Linked DNA regions of Homo sapiens: region 2 is linked to region 1. The links are chromatin loops, found by intact Hi-C in ENCODE. Cell type or tissue: sigmoid colon. All regions are shown on one strand.

Region 1 (2,500 bases):
TGGGGTCTTGTCTCAGGGCCTTACCCGCATTAACATGTTTTTCTTTCTAACTTAAAAAAATAATAATTATAGACTCACAGGAGGTTGCCAAGATAGCAGAGTTCTGCACTCCCTCACCCAGCTTCCCCCAATGGTGACATCTTATGTAACTGCAGTGCAATATTAAAACCAGGCAATTCACATCAGTACAATACTGTTAACGGGACTGCAGATTTTGTTTTTGTTTTCACCCATTTTCAACATACTCATGTGTGTATCCGTGATTCTATTTACTGTTTAATCTTCACAGCAATCCTATTATCCCATTTTGCAGATGGGAAAACTGAAGCACAGACAGAATAAAGACAGAATAAAGTGACTTGTCCAAGGAGCTCGAATTCAGGGAATCTAGCTCTAAGCTACTATGCAGTGTTACTTCTCCGGCAAGTTCTGGTAACTAGTGCAAACTCGCTCATGGATCAGAGATGTTTCTGAGGGTACTCATATTTGAAAAGGACTTCTAGGTGTCAAATGTAGGTTCCAGACCCATCCCAAAGAACCGGATCCTCTTGGAAAAGCTCCCCCTGGCCGGGGCTGAGCAGGGAAGCTGGGAGAGAGGGCATGTCCGCCCAGGGCCATGGCCACAGATCCCCAGCCTTGTTGGCTCCTGGATAGTCTCTATCCCAGCTCAAAGGTGTGCCTGTCTGCCTCATCTGCTCTCAGGTTTCTGGTCTGGTGATGTTCTCGGGACTGGCCTGGGCTGCCTGCCAACACCAGAACTAGACAAAAATCTGCAGTTCTGAGCCTCAGCCCCTGCCCCTGGAGCCCTGGCAACTTCACAGAGGCCTGCTTGTGAGGCCAGGAAGCAGGAAGCTGGGCTGCTCAGCCCTCCGCCAACCTCCAGGCCCCTGGCTGCTGGGGCTGGAGGAGGGAGAGAGAAGGGGACAGACAGGACATCCAGTAAAGCTGTAACACCACCAAAAAAGGCCTCCCACACAAGCCAGCCTTGGCAGCCAGCGACCTACCAGACAAGGCCCCCCTTTCCTGCTGACTTTTATGGAGTGTTGGGCTCCTTGGAAGGGAATGTTCCCTGTGCTTAGAAATATGTGGAGATGATCTATGCATGTGGACAGGGACTGCTTAGACCCATGCACACAGCTTGGTTTCTAGCCAGATCCGTGGGACTGTGGGTGAATTCTTTCCTTCAACAGCATTGATGCTGCTATAATGCTGTCTGTGTAACTTAGGCAAGAAAAGGTTTCCTTTCATTAGAGGGGAAAACATCCAAACCATTAAAAAAAAAAAAAAGTTCATAGGAATCCATGATAGCATTGGGAGTGGTTCTGCCCAGACATGGAGCGACTGTGGTTAGGACCCAAGAAACAGCCTCATCTGTTAACCTCTCCAAGACTCAGTATCCTCAGCTGAAAAGTGTGGATTAGGCTGGAAGGATCCAGCCCAAACTATGAACCTACAGGGAGAATGGGAATAAGGGGATATAATTAAGGGGCTTTTATTTCTATTCTGTCCAGAGATTCAAAATGCAGTTGCCTCAGACAGGCCAGGCCTCAGCCATGTGTCAAGGTCATCAGTGATAAATCAATCCACCCTGGGAGGGTCAGGACACTGGAGAGGGTCTGTCCAGCCAAAAGAACATTAGAACTCAATTGTTTTAAGACACTCTGCAGGCCAAACCAAACTTGTCGACTCACTAGTTACTAGCTTTGAATTCTAAAGTCGACTCTTGTCCAGAAATCATTTCAGGAGCTCCAAAATCTCAAGATCAGGAGATCCTAGAGAAAGATTAGAAGCAACAGGCCCCTTGTGTGTGGCCCTTAAGTTAACACGTCACTGGCTCCCCAGCAGGGAACCTGGTGGGCCCTGACTTCAGGAGCCTCCCCAGGCCCACTCATCACCCACAAAACAGCACCCTTGGGGTGCTGCAGAGAGGGAGGAAAAGTGCTTAGTCAGCCCACCCCGCTGCACGTTGCCGAGTCAGTCATTTTTTTAGAGCCCTCTAGAAACCACTAGATTCCAGGTCCTAGAATATGCACTACAGGCTTCCCTTGGAGCATGAGAAGTACCTCTCTGACTCCCACCAATTGCTCCTCCATGAATGGCAGCCATCCATCCATCTGCTATCCAAGAGAACGCATACTGGGTGAAAATGTATGCACAATCAGCTGAGAGCAACATGCGAAACCAAATTATTATCTATCCCCTCCCATTCCAGGAAAGAAAGGCCTGTGATGAAAGACACAGAAACAAGAAAACCACTACACTAGTGAGAGAAAAATCAATAATCAAAGTGATAGAGGAGAAACTTGACAAACCAAAGCTAACAGAATAATTATGATTAACATTAGATGAGGCTCTGAGCTCCCTGGTGGCCAAAGCAAAAAGGGATGCTTTGTATTATATAACTCATATACAACTTGACAGCTAGAAGCTTAGCCAAAGAAAAAGAGAAAAGTTCAGTCCTGGTACGAGTTTGTCAGGCAGGTGTGTAGGTGGCGGAGGT
Region 2 (2,500 bases), 90 kb before region 1:
CAGCTTGAGCAGCTCTCCTACAGGGCCGTCCTCCAAGAGGTGACTTGAGGATCCAAATTGCTTCAACTACACAATCCCACTCCTTAGCACCCTTCTCTTGCAGTGCACAGAGAGGACAGCGATTGGCATGACAAATTCACAGCCCGTCAACTGGCTTGGCCAAGAAGTAACCATCATTTCCACTCACGTTCCTCTGAGGGAGACTGAATCCTAGGACCCGACCCAGATACCTGGGAGTTAGTAATGGAGAGAAGAACATGGGTCCTAGAGGAACATTTATATTTTATGTCACAGAAACATACTAAGTTATGCCCTAAGCCAGCACTTCTTGACCAGGGACAATTTTGTCTCCCTGAGGACATCTAGCAATGTCTGGAGACATTTTTATTTGTCACAACTGGAAGAAAGAATGCTACTGGCACCTAGGAGGTAGAAGCCAGGGATACCGCTAAACGTCCCACCATGTACGGGACGGCCCCCACAGAAGGGATTATCTGGTTCAAAATGTCAAATGCCAAGGTTGAGAAACTGCTTGAAACCCGTGATCCTGAAAAAGATTGTCTGAGGAGCTTATTAAAATGCAGAATCTAGACCGGGCGCAGTGGCTTACGCCTGTAATCCCAGCACTTTGGGAGGTGGAGGCGGGTGGATCACTTGACGTCACGAGTTCAAGATCAGCCTGGCCAAAATGACGAAACCCCATCTCTACTAAAAATATAAAAATTAGATGGGCACAGTGGTGTACACCCATAATCCCAGCTACTTGGGAGGCTGAGGCATGAGAATCAATTGAACCCGGGAGGCAGAGATTGCAGCGAGCCGGGATCGTGCCACAGCACTCCAGCCTGGGTGACAGAGCAAAACTCTGTCTCAAAAAAAAAAAAAAAAAAAAAAGAATCCTGCATTCCTCCCTCCAGATCACCACCCTGGCAGTATTTCAGTATTTTCAGGGGCCCTCTGGCAACTGTGACGGCCGCTCTTCGTGAACCACACTCAGGGAAACCTCACAGGAAAGAGGAATCAAGAACACCAAGCGGGGGCTGGGACTAGGCGCTGATGAACTCACACAGAGACACCCCTCAAATGCTTCAGGGTCAGTGTGAGGCAACTGCGCCAGGAAAAAAAAAAAAAAAAGAAAGGCTGACATTTGTTAAGTGCCTCTCTCTGTCTCTTTCGTGCAAGCCTTGAATTGCAGGGAACATATTCTAAGACTAACCTGTCAGCCAGTAACAACTAAATTACTAACCTTGCCTCCCGCTGTGCCCCGTATCCCTGTCAGATGCACAGTCGCACTCACAGAGGAATGCTTCCTGGAGATGTGTTCCCAGCATTGGGGAAGCTGACCCTTTTGCAGGAACAGAGCCACGTGGTCACATGTATTTCACAGGGGCCAGGGGGCTGGAAATAACCCAAAGGAAAGGGAAGCAACTCTGGGCAGAGCAGTAGGGCAATCAGAGTGGTTGAGGCTCTTGGTCAAAACCACGTCTGCTTTATTCATGGCACTCACTACAACCTACTTCACATCGTTTGCAGTCAGGTCTTGCCAAGAGGCTGTGCTTTAGCCAATAAAATAGAAATGTGATGCACACAACTTCTAGGCTTACCCATGGACACCTGTGCATGCTTCTCTGTGCTATTTCCCTCTTCACTGTCTGGGTGCAGAAGAGCACGGTGACCTTGGATGCTGTGTGTTGAAGATAGTGGAGATAGTGGAGTCAGATGGAAAGGGCCTGGATCCCTGAATTACAACATGGAGGGGAGTCAATCAGGAACATCTATTTTGGATGGCAGAGGATGAAGACATCAACCATCTTCATGTTAGAGACATTATACACTGGTGGCTGTGTTCCAATAAAATTTGACTTACAAAACAGGTGGTGGGCTGGATTCAGCCCACTGGCTACAGTTTACCCATCTCTGGTTGAAGAGAAGCTCTATCTACCAAATAAAGTACTAGTCTTCCAGAAAGAGTTATCTGATTAGACAGTTTGCCCTGTGTGACCTCAACGCAAACAAACATTGCTACGTTTGATTGTTATAGCAGCTGATGTTCCCTAACTAATATAGTGATTCTATACCTGGTTACTGAAGGCAGAAAGGCTTGGGTTCAAATTCTAGGACCAGACCTCGCTAGCTCTGTTATCTAGAGAAGCTACCAGAACCTTTGAGCTTCAATTTCCCAAAGTGGAAAATGGAAAGGAAATACTGAAGAAGGTAACCTGACATATTTTAATTGAAGGCTGTGGTATATTGGTCATCTAGGAGCTGTTGTACAGATGTTCTGATTGTTGACCACATTCTATCAGCGACAAGACGGACAGGAGGAAAAGCAAGGCATTGAGATGGGTGAAGGTGAACCATTTACAAAGCCTAAACTTTCCATACATTTCTTACATGAACAAATGAATGACCCAACGAACACTTTTAGCAGCATCTGCCTTCTATGAAGACCAGGCACGTGCATGCCTAATCACCCTTTGGGGGCAAGAGCCATCTGTGA

What was found. A loop is a pair of places that touch in the nucleus more often than their neighbours do. Peaks named below come from ENCODE experiments on the same cell type or tissue, not always from the same donor. Only the 100,000 strongest peaks of a DNase experiment are listed, where the experiment ranks them.
Region 2: it touches region 1 in a loop (6-fold over the local background); 4 of 110 quality-filtered maps call a loop at or near these places.

What each region holds. Positions count from the first base shown.
Region 1 is chr16:17,312,416-17,314,915 of GRCh38, forward strand. All of the region lies in intron 2 of XYLT1 (xylosyltransferase 1), which reads right to left. Among named protein-coding and RNA genes, the nearest start is that of XYLT1, 160 kb to the right of the region's middle. In sigmoid colon, no CTCF peak of the experiment used is centred here; a DNase peak (open chromatin) is centred at 1,016; H3K27ac peaks cover 798 bases.
Region 2 is chr16:17,221,918-17,224,417 of GRCh38, forward strand. All of the region lies in intron 3 of XYLT1 (xylosyltransferase 1), which reads right to left. Among named protein-coding and RNA genes, the nearest start is that of XYLT1, 250 kb to the right of the region's middle. In sigmoid colon, no CTCF peak of the experiment used is centred here; DNase peaks (open chromatin) are centred at 1,014 and 1,324; H3K27ac peaks cover 90 bases.